2 separate regions of the Homo sapiens genome follow, and region 1 is linked to region 2. A link is an interaction called in ENCODE POLR2A ChIA-PET data of the cell type or tissue named here. Cell type or tissue: CD4-positive, alpha-beta T cell. All regions are shown on one strand. Each heading gives the region's core, and the rest is flanking DNA. Links, peaks and the distances in the headings are about the cores only.

The links. ChIA-PET counts read pairs that join two places held together with the same protein. Peaks named below come from ENCODE experiments on the same cell type or tissue, not always from the same donor. Only the 100,000 strongest peaks of a DNase experiment are listed, where the experiment ranks them.
Region 1: POLR2A ChIA-PET joins it to region 2 with 5 read pairs; 4 of 35 experiments call an interaction of 5 or more read pairs at or near these places.

What each region holds. Positions count from the first base shown.
Region 1 is chr6:36,627,032-36,632,031 of GRCh38, forward strand. No RefSeq gene overlaps it. Among named protein-coding and RNA genes, the nearest start is that of MIR3925, 7.0 kb to the left of the region's middle. In CD4-positive, alpha-beta T cell, for the core only: no CTCF peak of the experiment used is centred there; a DNase peak (open chromatin) is centred at 2,070.
Region 2 is chr6:36,508,963-36,517,041 of GRCh38, forward strand. It overlaps STK38 (serine/threonine kinase 38), which reads right to left. Exons shown (of 14, transcript NM_007271.4): 7 at 6,376-6,530. Among named protein-coding and RNA genes, the nearest start is that of STK38, 34 kb to the right of the region's middle. In CD4-positive, alpha-beta T cell, for the core only: no CTCF peak of the experiment used is centred there; no DNase peak of the experiment used is centred there.

The sequences.
Region 1 (5,000 bases), core at 1-5,000, 120 kb after region 2:
CTTTTTTCTTTGAGATGGAGTCTCACTCTGTCACCCAGGCTGGAGCGCAGTGGTACAATCTCGGTTCACTGCAACCTCCGCCTCCTGGTTTCAAGTGATTCTCCTGCCTCAGCCTCCCAAGTGGCTGGGATTACAGGTGCACCACCACACCTGGCTAATTTTGTATTTTTGGTGGACACAGGGTTTCATCACGTTGGCCAGGCTGGTCTCGAACTCCTGACCTCAAGTGATCTGCCTGCCTTGGCTTCCGAAGGTGCTGGGATTACAGGCGTGAGCCACTGTGCCTGGCCCACATTTCTTTTTGAGAAATTCCGACACCAGCCCCTTGGTGGCCAGTCTGCAGACCCCTTGCATGGCCAGAGCCACACTTTTACACAGGTGACACCACTGCTCTTGTCTCCCTGTCTGCCCATCACTGCCACACCTGATCCAGACTCCCACAAGCACAAGCCAGACCTCTGTTCCAGCCTCTTCCAGTTTTCCTCCATGTTTCCTGAATGGATATAGGATCTCACCGTGCCTTAGGTAAGAGTAGCCAACTTTATTTTTTGGCTGCTGTCAGTTCAGCCTCTTAGAGTGCCCCTCCCCACACCTTCACACATACCATTGGGCACATGGCTTTGCCAAGCCTCCTTTTCACTGTGCACTGCCTTGGGGGGAAAGGCCTTGTCCCCTGGAAGCCCAGAAGGGCCTGGACCCTCAGGCACCTTGTGACCCTACCCACCAGGGTCCATTCTTCCCCAGAGTACCCCCTGCCCTACCCTCTCCCTCCCACCCTAGCTCTGCTCTGTCCCTCAAAATTCAACTCCAACTTCAGGCACATACCTCCCTCCGGGCCAAGGCAGGGACAAGGGGTTAGGTGCTCCCATGAGCTGGGAACGATGTCAAGAGCTGATTTCAAGATTGCTCTTCAAGAACTTCCTCAGCCTGGCTGACATAGGCCTTGAGGGCTGGGAATTCCCACCTGGGAATCTTTCCAATATTCTGCCAGCTGTTTCTTCTCTTTCAGTGGTTTTATTATTTTTTTCTTTCTGTTCCACCGCCTCCTTTCGCTTTCAGTATGGGAGCTCAGGCAGAATGGTGGAGGAGGGTGGGGACCTGGCATTTGCTGAGTTAGGAGCTGTGGCCAAGGCCAGCTATGCCAAGGGAGAGGACAGGATACAGGAGGAAACAGGGCTGGGCACAGTGGCTCATGCCTGTAATCTCAGCACTTTGGGAGGCCGAGGCGGGTGGATCACCTGAGGTCGGGAGTTTGAGACCAGCCTGACCAACATGGAGAAACCCCGTCTCTACTAAAAGTACAAAATTAGGCCGGGCATGGTGGCTCACGCCTGTAATCCCAGCACTTTGGGAGGCCAAGGCGGGCAGATCACCAGGTCAGGAGTTCAAGACCAGCCTGGCCAACATAGTGAAACCCCGTCTCTACTGAAAATACAGAAATTAGCTGGGCATGGTGGCACGTGCCTATAGTCTCAGCTACTTGGGAGGCTGAGGCAGGAGAATCACTTGAATGCAGGAGGTGGAGGTTGCAGTGAGCTGAGATGGCACCACTGTACTCCAGCTTGGGCAACAGAGTGAGACTTTGTCTCAAAAAAAGAAAACAGCAACAACAACAACAACAACAACAACAAAATTAGCCAGACATGGTGGTGCATGCCTGTAATCCCAGCTACTCGGGAGGCTGAGGCAGGAGAATCACTTGAACCTAGGAGGTAGAGGCTGCAGTGAGCCAAGATCGCACCACTGCACTCCAGCCTGGGCAACAGAGTGAGACTTCATCTCAAAAAACAAAACAAAACAACAACAAAGAAACAAGCAAAGAAAAAACCAAAATTAGCCAGGTGTGGTGGTGCATGCCTGTAATCCCAGCTACTCTGGAGGCTGAGGCAGGAGAATCACTTGAACCCGGGAGATGAAGGTTGCAGTGAGCCAAGGTCACGCCACTGCACTCCAGCCTGGGCGACAGAGTGAGACTTTGTCTCCAAAAAAAAAAAAAAAAAAAAAAGGAGGAAACAGGAGTGGAACAGAGGAAGTGAGACCAGCACCAGGGCGGCCTCTTGTTTTTCTGGGGATTTTTACGTCATTCAGCTCTGGGCATAAGGCCTTATTTCCAGAAGGGCCCTGTCAAAAATACACATCTATTACTCGGGAGGGTGAATTCTGGGCATAAGGCCTTGTTTCCAGAAAGGCCCTGTCAAAAATACACATCTATTACTTGGGAGGGTGACACATTAACCCAGTAACTCCAATTCACATATCAGATGCGCTATCTGTTGCCTACGAGCAGAGACCAAAGAGAAGGGCACAGGGAACAGCTACATTTCGAGGGAGCGTGTGGAAAGGGTTGGGGGCGTGGAGTACTTGCTTGGAGTGGTACCACAGAGCTCTGAGCGGCTAGAGGACAGTGAGGAGGTAACAGACACCTGGGGATTTGGGCCAAAAGTATGAACCCCTGCCTAGGAAGCCTTTTTTTTCACTGCATCATAAGGCTCCAAGAGGGAGTAGGGTCTCTTGGTGAGATCATCTCCTTGGTGTGATATTGGCACCATAGCACCTGACCATGACACTGGGTCTCCAAGGTGGGTGAGTCCCTTGGACAACTTCCTGGTGAGACAGCCACTGGTCTCCAGCATCAGATAAAGATTGAATTCAGCCACATATAACAGAAAAGGCAAGTCAGTCACTTAAACCAGAGAAAGTTTGATTTTTCTTTTACATAAAATAATTATGGAGGCAGACAAAACTAAGACTTATGCCAGGGTGTGGTGGCTCACACCTGTAATCCTGGCATTTGGGGAGGCCAAGGAGGGAGGATCGCTTGAGCCCAGGAGTTTGAGACCAGTCTGGGCAACAAAGCGACACCCATATCTACAAAAAGTAAAAACAAAAAATTAGCTAAGGCCTGGTCACATGCACTTGTAATCCCAGCTACTCCAGAGGCGGAGGTGGGAGGAAGTCTTAAGCCCACGAGGTCAAGGCTCCGGTGAGTGGAGATCCCGCCACAGCACTCCGGCCTGGGCAACAGAGCAAGACCTTGTCTCAAAAAACAAAACAAGTCAAACTCAGTGGCTCACGCCTGTAATCCTAGTACTTTGGGACGCCGAGGCAGGTGGATCACGAGGTCAGGAGTTCAAGACCAACCTGGCCAACATGGGGAAACCCCATCTCTACTAAAAATAAAAAATTAGCCAGGCACGGTGGCAGGCGCCTGTAATCCCAGCTACTTGGACGGCTGAGGCAGGAGAATTGCTTGAACCCAGGCAGCAGAGGTTGCAGTGAACCGAGATAGATCCACTGCACTTCAGCCTAGGTGATAGAGTGAGACTCCATCTCAAACAAAACAAGCAATTCAACAACCAAAACCAAAACAAAAACAAAAACCAAGACTTAAAGGAGCAGAGACAATCCTGGACCATTCACCTTTTTGACTCCACTTCCAGGCATTTTTTGCAAGCAGGTGGCTGGCTCCGGGTGGAGCTTGATAAATGCACCTTCCCTGGGCTTCCTTTCCTCCCAGTCTTACTTCCCCACATTACCACTTGTGCTTCCTGGGCTTACCTCCAAAATCCTTGTCTTGGGGTCAGCCTCTGGAGGATCCCAAACCAAGATGCTTATATTATTGAGCACTTACTGTGTCCCAGGCGCCTTGCAGGCAGGCATTGTCTCAGTTTTTCCTCAAACCTGTGTGGTGGGATGCCATGAAGTCCCATTTTAGGGATGAGGCTAAAAAGTCACCCATCACTAGAGCCAAGACTCAAACCAGGCTGATCATTTTGGTTGTTTGTTTGTATGTTTGTTTTTGGAGGCAGGGTATCACTCTGTTGCCCAGGCTAGAGGGCAGTGGCACCATCTCAGCTCACTGCAACCTCCGCCTTCCAGGTTCAAGTGATTCTCGTGCCTCAGCCTCCCAAGTAGCCACCACACCTGGCTAATTTTTTAATTTTTAGTAGAGACCGGGTTTCACCATGTTGGCCAGGCTGGTCTCGAACTCCTGACCTCAGGTGATCTGCCTGCCTCGGCCTCCCAAAGTGTTGGGATTACAGGCGTGAGCCGCCGTGCCCGGCAGACTGATCATTTTGTGATATCTCCTTAGAGCAGATTCCTAGACCTGGATCCCTGGGTCATAGCATGCACATTTCCAGGCTTTTGACCTGTTCTGCCAAACTGCCCCTGAATTAAGTCAAACCCACTTGTCCCCCTGTCCCCACTGGCAGTGTGGGGGCCCCTCACTTCTCATGTCCTTACAGCCAAGGGCTCTCAGCTCTTTCCAACTCAGGCCCTGTGAGGACATTCCTCTGGAATACCTCTTTTAAAAAATACAGAGCATTAATATTAACTAGCTGTATACTAGCAGACGTGCAATATGTGTCTGCAAGTTGAACTGAAAGGGTGTGAAACCAAGTGGACGAGCTCCTGACCTGAGAAGAACAGTTGTCTCCTTGCTGCCCTCCTGGCTTGGCTGGGGGGTGCAGCTACTGCCCATCTTCCCTCCCTGGAGCCAGGTGGACGGAGGGGCATGGGTGGGCAGATGGAAAGGGAGATGAAGGGTCGCAGGGATGGCAACTGTGTGGTGCGGGCCTGTGGAGGGAATCTTTGATTGGACAGCTTTGATCCCTTCCGCCACATTCCCTTTCCTGGCAGAAATACGGCTGGGGTGGGGGGTGGGCTGGGAGTGTGACAACGCCCCCATCTCTTCCCCTTAGATGTCTGAAGAGCCAACCTGCCACTCCTGCATTCCAGGCATGTCAAGTTGGCATTCCAAATGCTAGGGGTGGCAGGGAGGCATGTGAGCAGCTGGAGGGGGGGCATCGGAACCCGCTTCACAAGCATGTGCAACTGCTACTTCAGTGTCTCTAGAGAGCAGAGAACCCTACACGATGTCTGCAGGACGGGGCTGTTCCCGCCTCACCCCTGTCTTATCAAACCCCCTTACTGGGCTTTCCAGCTTTCCAAACACTTTCTTTTTTTTGAGACGGGGTCTCGCTGTCGCCCAGGCTGGA
Region 2 (8,079 bases), core at 1,391-6,390:
AGAAACCGCAGAGCCCTAAAGGGGGTGTCACAGCACTGGCTCAGGAAGCCCCTAAGTCTGGGCTCCTGGAAGGGCCGCCGCTCTTCTCTCCTTCTTGTTGCCTGCAACACGGCGAGCAAGGGAGACATATTTCAGCCCTGTTTGTGTTACCGCTCTTTCAGCCCCACCATTTGACAGGTCCCAGGTTCTTGTCCTGCATTCAGGAACAATGAGGTATACGGACAACTGGAGCATGAACAAGGTGAAGAGGAGCTTTACTGAGCGACAGTACAGCTCTCAGGAGACCCAAAGTGGGTTGCTCCTTTCCGCAAGCAGGTCATCCTGACATCTGTGCAGCCCTCAGTGCAGAAAAGACCCAGAGTGGGTACCTCCCAGACGCAGGCAGGTCATCCCATCTGCCGGGGTTCGGTAAGGGTGGTGAGAAAAATTGTAGAAAGAAGCAAACCTTCTTAGAAGGCTGGGAAGTTTTACAAAAGCTTCAGAAAAGGATTTGGCCGAAAGCAGCCAGATTCTCTTATCCGGTGCCTGAAAGCTTAGGTTAGATAACAAGGGGATGTAAAGAAACTGATGTAGATAAGTTAGTTTACTTAGGCCTCGGAACCTGGACTTTAATAAATCGAGGCGCAGGACTGCTCTCTCCGGAGATGAGGTGGGGGTGGGGGGGTGATGACCATGTTAATTACCCACAATGACTCAAGGCCTTTGTCATTAAATCTGTACTAAATAGTTGCCCGCAGCACCAGCTTGTCAGGGCCGAGGCTGCTACAACTCTTTCTGTAGGCAGTCCACTCCCCTAGCCCGCTCTTTCACTGGATATCTGTGTCGGAGTCCATTTTTTTCATCTATCGCTCGGTCGCAGTCTGCAGTTTGGACCTGGCACCCATCAAGTCTGTAGCCCTTAGGAGACCCGGAGTAGATAGCTCCTTTCTGCAGCAGGTCGTCTGACCATCTGCCAGAGTGTGAGTCCAGGGTTTGTATGGGTTTCAAAAGAGAGAAAGTACGTGCTGATTGGTCCACAGGTGGCCACAGGCAGGCCCGGAAAAACCACCGCAAGTTCTTACTCTGGGCCACAGACTCCAGCCCGAACTGACAGCTTGGCCCTCAGGCTTCAGGCCATCCCTGGCTTGAAGGTGGGGCTTCGCCAGGGACCCACCCCTTTCCACCCAGGAGCCTCTCTGCCTCTTATAGCCATCAATCATTTTGTCCACAGCACCCAGGCTGTTGGTGCAAAGGGGCATCTACAGACCTGCACCCAGGTGCTCTCCTCCCCTGCTTGGCCTCCCTCTCATGCTTCTTGGCACCCAAAGTCCAGAGGGAGCTGAGGCTGCAGGGGGCTAGTGTGTCAGCACCGCCCCAAGTGTGCGCACACCTGACCAGGTCTCAGTAGAACCCAGGCTCGGCCTCAACTTTGCTCTGAAATTGGAGTGGACACCAGGAGCACAGAGAAGTCAGGCAGCAGGAGCAGGTACTTCCAAGCTCATGGGCTTCTGGGATGCCCAGGTCTGCAGCTGTGGTTGGGCAACTGCAACTGTGCCTGGGAGGGCAGGGCTCCCGCTTGTTCCCAGCTCCTGCCAGCTCCATGGAGCACACAGCCCTGACCGCACCTCCCCCACTGCAGCTGGCATCTTCCCAGCAGAGGCTCCAGACAGGCCACCGCTGCCATTATGACCATGCTGTATTCCAATCATAAATCTCTTAACTTTATAATTTTCATAAAGGAAAACACACACCTTCTATGAGTCAGGCACCTTGATCAATGCTTTGTGTTGTCTCATTTAAAACTCCTAAACCACACATCACAGACTCAGAGCTGTTAAATGGCTTGCCGTTAAAATGGCGGAACCAAAAGCAGAAATCAGCCCATGCTCTTCCTCCCAGACCAGGATTACTTTACCCTGCCATCTTATCTCATCTGGAAAATGAGAGTACAGATATCTTTCTGGCAGGAATGGGCATTAATGCATGTAAGACTCCCAACACAGTATCTGGCATATAACTAGCCCTAAGGAAAAAGTAGGTGTCTTAGGGTGGCAAAATTTTAAGATGGAGAGTTGAAATCAAAAATGTAAGAGGGAATCCTGATGCTCAGAGATCTACCTTGCTCAGGGTTACACAATCAGAAGTGGTGTGGCCAAAATTTGAGCCCAAATGACTTCAATGTCTGTGGTCTTTCCAGAATACCACCTTTCTCAAGGACATCATCAGGCTTAAACATACAAATTTTCCAAAATACAAGGCTACAGGAGCCCTGCTCAGATGGGTCAAATTTTATTATGTTTTGTTTTAAAAGAAATCCAATTAGGTTTGGATGTGTGTATGTACATATGTACACAGCAAGGTAAACTGCCAAACAGGGACAGCTTTGAGCCTATTAAACTCAGTATCTTTTTTTTTTTTCTTCTTTTTCTTTCTGAGACAGAGTCTCGCTCTGTTACCCAGGCTGAAGTGCAGTGGCGCCATCTTGGCTCACTGCAACCTCTGCCTCCCGGGTTCAAGAAATTCTCTGCCTCAGCCACCTGAGTAGCTGGGATTACAGGTGCCCGCCACCACATCTGGCTAATTTTTTTGTGTTTTTAGTAGAGACAGGGTTTTACCACCTTGGCCAGGCTGGTCTTGAACTCCTGACCTCATGATCCACCCACCTCGGCCTCCCAAAAAGCTGGGATTACAGGCGTGAGCCACCACGCCTGGCCTCAGTATCTTTTTTTGCAGATTTGCAAGTAACTTACTCTACAAGCCAAGGAAGTTTATAGTTCTCATGATTACATATCTTACCTGGACAACTCTAAGAAAGGACTAAGAAAAACTGTTTTTGGCTGGGCACAGTGGCTCACGCCTGTAATCCCAACACTTTGGGAGGCCGAGGCAGGTGGATCACCTGAGGTCAGGAGTTCAAGACCAGTCTGGCCAACAGGGTGAAACCCCATCTCTACTAAAAATACAAAAATTAGCTGGACATGGTGGTGCACGCCTGTAATCCCACCTACTTGGGAGGCTGAGGCAGGAGAATTGCTTGAAACTGGGAGGCAGAAGTCACAGTGAGCCAAGATCACATCACTGCACTCCAGCCTGGGTGACAGAGTGAGACTCCACCTCAAAAACAAACAAACAAAAAAAGCAAGAAAGAAAGAAAGTAAAACTTTTTAAAAGCAGTTCCTGGAGCAAATGCTATTCAAGCCTAGCCTTTCAGGGAATTCTATAGCTATTCTGAATATGCAACAGGAACTCAAAACTCCTACATTTTTAGGACTATAATCTATGTGGCTGAACACAAATCAACCTGCTTATGAGAACATTTTGCTACAAGTGTGAGCTAGCATAATATAAAGGGCAAACCTGCACCTAACAGGATCCCCCATTCCTCTTCAGTTAGACCGAATCCTCAAGTTCTTTAATATGGTTGCTGGATCTGAACATAGACTACAGGGGACAAAGAAGCCAGCACTAAGCTACCTGGGGCACCAACCAGGGCATCTGAACTTTGAATCACACAAGGTAGGGCCAGTGCTTTATTAAACATATATCTGACATTAATGACACAGGAAAATATCTAGCATTAATATTTTAATGTTTACACAGAATACAAAGCTATTTACTTTTAGGATGCCAACTTTATATAAATGATTGACACAAACAGAAAGGCATCAAAGTGATTACAACAAAATGGTTATCTTTCAGTGATTAGATTATAGGTAATCTTTCTTCTTTTTTTTTTGAGATGGAGTCTCGCTCTGTTGGCCAGGCTGGAGTGCAGTGGCACGATCTTGGCTCACTGCAACCTCCGCCTCCCAGGTTCAAGCTGATTCTCCTGCCTCAGCCTCCCGAGTAGCTGGGATTACAGGCACGTGCCACCACACCCAGCTAATTTTTTATTTTTAGTAGAAATGGGGTTTCACCATGTTGTCCAAGCTGGTCTCCAACTCTTGACCTCAGGTAATCCACCTGCCTTGGCCTACCAAAGAGCTGGGATTACAGACGTGGGCCACCGCGCCTGGCCAGCGTAATTTTTCTTCTTTAATACTGTCTGTAATGTTCAAATTTTCTACCATGTTTATGCATTATTATTATTATTTTTTAGATGGAGTCTTGCTCTGTCCCCCAGGCTAAAGTGCAGTGGTACGATCTCAGCTCACTGCAACCTCCGCCTCCTGGGTTCAAGTGATTCTCCTGCCTCCACCTCCCAGGTAGCTGGGATTACAGGTGCCCATCACTACACCCAGCTAATTTTTGTATTTTTAGTAGAGACAAGGTTTTATCATGTTGGCCAGGCTGGTCTTGAGCTCCTGACCTCGTGATCCACCCACCTTGGCCTCCCAAAGTGCTGGGATTACAGGTGTGAGCCACTGCGTCTGGCCTTTTTTTTTTTTTTTTGAGAAGGAGTCTCGCTCTGTCACCAGGCTAGAGCACAGTGGCATGATCTCAGCTCACTGCAACCTCCACCTCCCGGGTTCAAGTGATTCTCCTGCCTCAGCCTCTCAAGTAGGTGGGACTACAGGCACACTCCACCACGCCCAGCTGATTTTTGTATTTTTAGTAGAGATGGGGTTTCACCATGTTGGCCAGGATGGTCTCGATCTCCTGACCTCGTGATCCGCCTGCCTCGGCCTCCCAAAGTGCTGGGATTATTACAGGCGTAAGCCACCATGCCCGGCCCCGGCCTTTTTTTTAACCAGGCTCTTCCCATATCCCCGTCTCTGCTACACTCTCTAGCCTTTGATGTCCACTATTCTACTCCACTTCTGCACATTATAATGAAGAAAAAAGCAGGTGGTGGCTCACACTTGTAATCCCAGGACTTTGAGAGGCTGAGGTGGGAGGATCACTTAAACCAGGCAGTTTGAGACCAGCCTGGGCAGCAAAGCGAGACCTCATCTCTACTAAAAATTAAAAAAAAAAAAAAAAAAAAAAAAAGGCCAGGCTTGGTGGCTCACGCCTGTAATCCCAGCACTTTGGGAGGCCAAGGCGGGCAGATCACAAGGTCAGGAGATCGAGACCATCATGGCTAACACCGTGAAACCCCGTCTCTACTAAAAATACAAAAAATTAGCTGGGTGTGGTGGCGGGCGCCTGTAGTCCCAGCTACTCGAGAGGCTGAGGCAGGAGAATGGTGTGAACCCGGGAGGCAGAGCTTGCAGTGAGCCGAGACTGCCCTAGTGCACTCCAGCCTGGGCGACAGAGCGAGACTCCGTCTCAAAAAAAAAAAAAAAAAAAGGTACAGTGGTATGCACCTATAGTCCCAACTACTCAGGAGGCTGAGGCAAGAGGATCCCTTGAACCCAAGAATTAGATTGCAGTGAGCTATAACTGTGCCACTGCACTTCAACCTGGATGACAGAATGAGACCGTCTCAAAAAAAAAAAAACAACTTCAGGTTTTTCAAGGACAGCAAAGCAAAAAAGTCACCAAAAGACTTCAAAGAAGAAAAATACCCTAGAAAATAAATTTACTTTTCACCTTACAAGAAAAATTCAGTCAAGACAACAAGTCTGCTTAACAGAAAACAACATTCTAGAGTTTTAGAGGTGAACGGGATTTTAGGGGTTTCCTAGATCAGTATTTTCACTTTACGGATAAGAACAGTGAGATCCAGGTGGTAAAGAGATTTGCCAAGGGTTATCTAGCAAGTTAGTTGGCAGCACAGGGATTATCTTCTAATTTGCTGTAAGTTTAGGAACTAGGCAACTACGCTTATCTGCATGTCTAAAAATAAAAATAAACAGGCCATTTAAGAGGCTGGGCAGGGGCGTGGTGGTGCATGCCTGTAATCCCAGCTACTTGGGAGGCTGAGGCAATGAGAATCGCTTGAACCCAGGAGGCGGAGGTTGCAGTGAGCTAAGATCGCGCCACTGCACTCCAGCCTGGGCAAACAGGGTGAGACTTCATCTCAAAAAAAAAAAAAAAAAAAAGAGGCTGGGCAGGACTCTTCTTTAAGCAGAGAGCATGATTTGGAACCTGGACTTTGTTACAGGTTCTTGTTGTTACTGCATTTCCTGCTTCTTGGCTGGGTTCCTCATTAACTGATGAGGTTGCCCAACAGAAGGGCTCTAGATAGGTGATGTATTAGTAACACAGTTAATTATATGCTAAGAGAAGGTGACTATCTTTGGCTTTATTACAAAATTGCCCTCTACATCAATTTTGCTCTTATTTTCAAGTTTCCTTTATTTTTAAGAGAAATGTTCAACCAAATTACAGAACCATAGCCTTTCAGAGAAAGGAAGTGACAGCAAACTTACCTGTTTAAAAAAAAAAGGAAAATCATGACAAGGCAGGTCACAGCTCGCCCACTGGGATGACCACAGGGGTGCAGGTGTTAAAGCAGAGGCTGCTCAGATCAGTAAACGTGCATAGTTCATGCCAATGCCCCCCCAATACCTTGCTGTCCAAAAGAAGGTTGTCTGGTTTGATGTCTCTGTGGATGAATCCAAGTTGGTGAATAGAGTCTATGGCTAATACTGTTTCTGCTATATAAAACTGAGTCTCCTCTTCTGTCAGAGTGTCTTTTTTCATCAACAAGGTCATCATGTCCCCTGGAAACAAGAAGATACAAAGCCACCACACACACACACACACACACACACACACACACACACAACATACGAGTGAGTACCAATTTTCAGATATGTCTTCCCTATCTGCCAAAATAAGGCGGCTAAACAGACCTCTTCTGTGTGCCAGAGATAGACCCACATGGCCAACATGGGAAGAAATGGGATTTTCACACCTAAGCTAGCTAAGGTTGACCACTAAGCTGTGATTTCTATTTTACTTTTGAGAGAAAAAGAAAATTTCTCCCACACTTTAAAAAACAACTGTATTTGCTTAGGATAATTTTTTGGACTCGGGGTAAAATGCTACTTTACTTTTCACTTTGCCTGAACAAGTATCTGCAAGCTTTTCTGCATCTGTAACTAAATGGCACTTCCACATACAATCTATGTATTGTTATAGAGAGGCTGAAATGCCAAATAAAAATGTAAACACTCGGGCAGGCTGAAAACAAGCTTTCCAACTTCTATTCACAGAACACAAACAAATAAAAAGGAAGGACTTGGGTAGCAAAGCATTAGTCAACAAAAGCTAAAAATGAACTGAAAATGCTATACACTAGAATGTGCAATAACTGCCTCCTGGAAGAGTACAATGAACACCTCTCAAGGTCAGTGCTTTTTTTTCTCTAGTGCGTTATTATAGGTATTTAAATGGACACTAGTACCCTTTATGTAACTTTTAAAACACAGTATCAGTATTCTAGCAGTTAAAAGGTAACCTCGTTAGTTTTCTGCAAAGTCAAAATTTCATCATTTCTAATACCAGCAACATAAAATGGCAGAAAAAGATTCAGGTCCTAACTCAACAGTGAGAAATGCAAAGAAAATATGTATAAGGAGTTTAAAACTAAGAGAAACAGTAAAGATTCAGTTTAGACCTCACATAAAGTCACTTATGTTAGAAAACAAGGAAAAGAGAAAGAAACCTCTGATTTTAACAGAGCATCATGCTGCTTTTTCAGTTTCATTTCATTTAGAACATTATGTTTTGTATTATTGGAGAAAAGTAGCTATTTTTCCCTCAGGCAAAAATTAAACCATTTATTAAAGTGCTCTTTTTCAGTCCAATACTTAAAAAATATGATTTCCTAATCACTCCTGGCAGCCCTTCAATCTGGAGACCCACCAGACACATGGAGACAGTGCACTTGGGCTGCTACCCCAGTAAGGTAGCTATACGGCCTTAGTTCTGTGGCTCAGGAGAGCAGTCAATGGGGCCTCGCCTGTGCAAGTTTGCCCAGATGATTGGAGAGCTCAGGCCAGATGCTCTATGGCTCTGCAGGCCAGCTCCACCAAGTGCAAAGGGCAGGGTCCAGGAGACATGAGAAGCTACGGAAGATGGTACAGGTTGAGGCTTGAGGACACGTTAGGAGCTGGTAACCAAGTTGGCTCTTACTCTTATTTAAGAACTAGCATCTAAATGTTAAAAAAGTTTCTCCTCATTCTACCAGACTCTTTTCTAACATTAATCAACTGTTTATTTTTTATTAAATGTGTTTCTTTATTAAAAAGTATTGATGACCCTAAA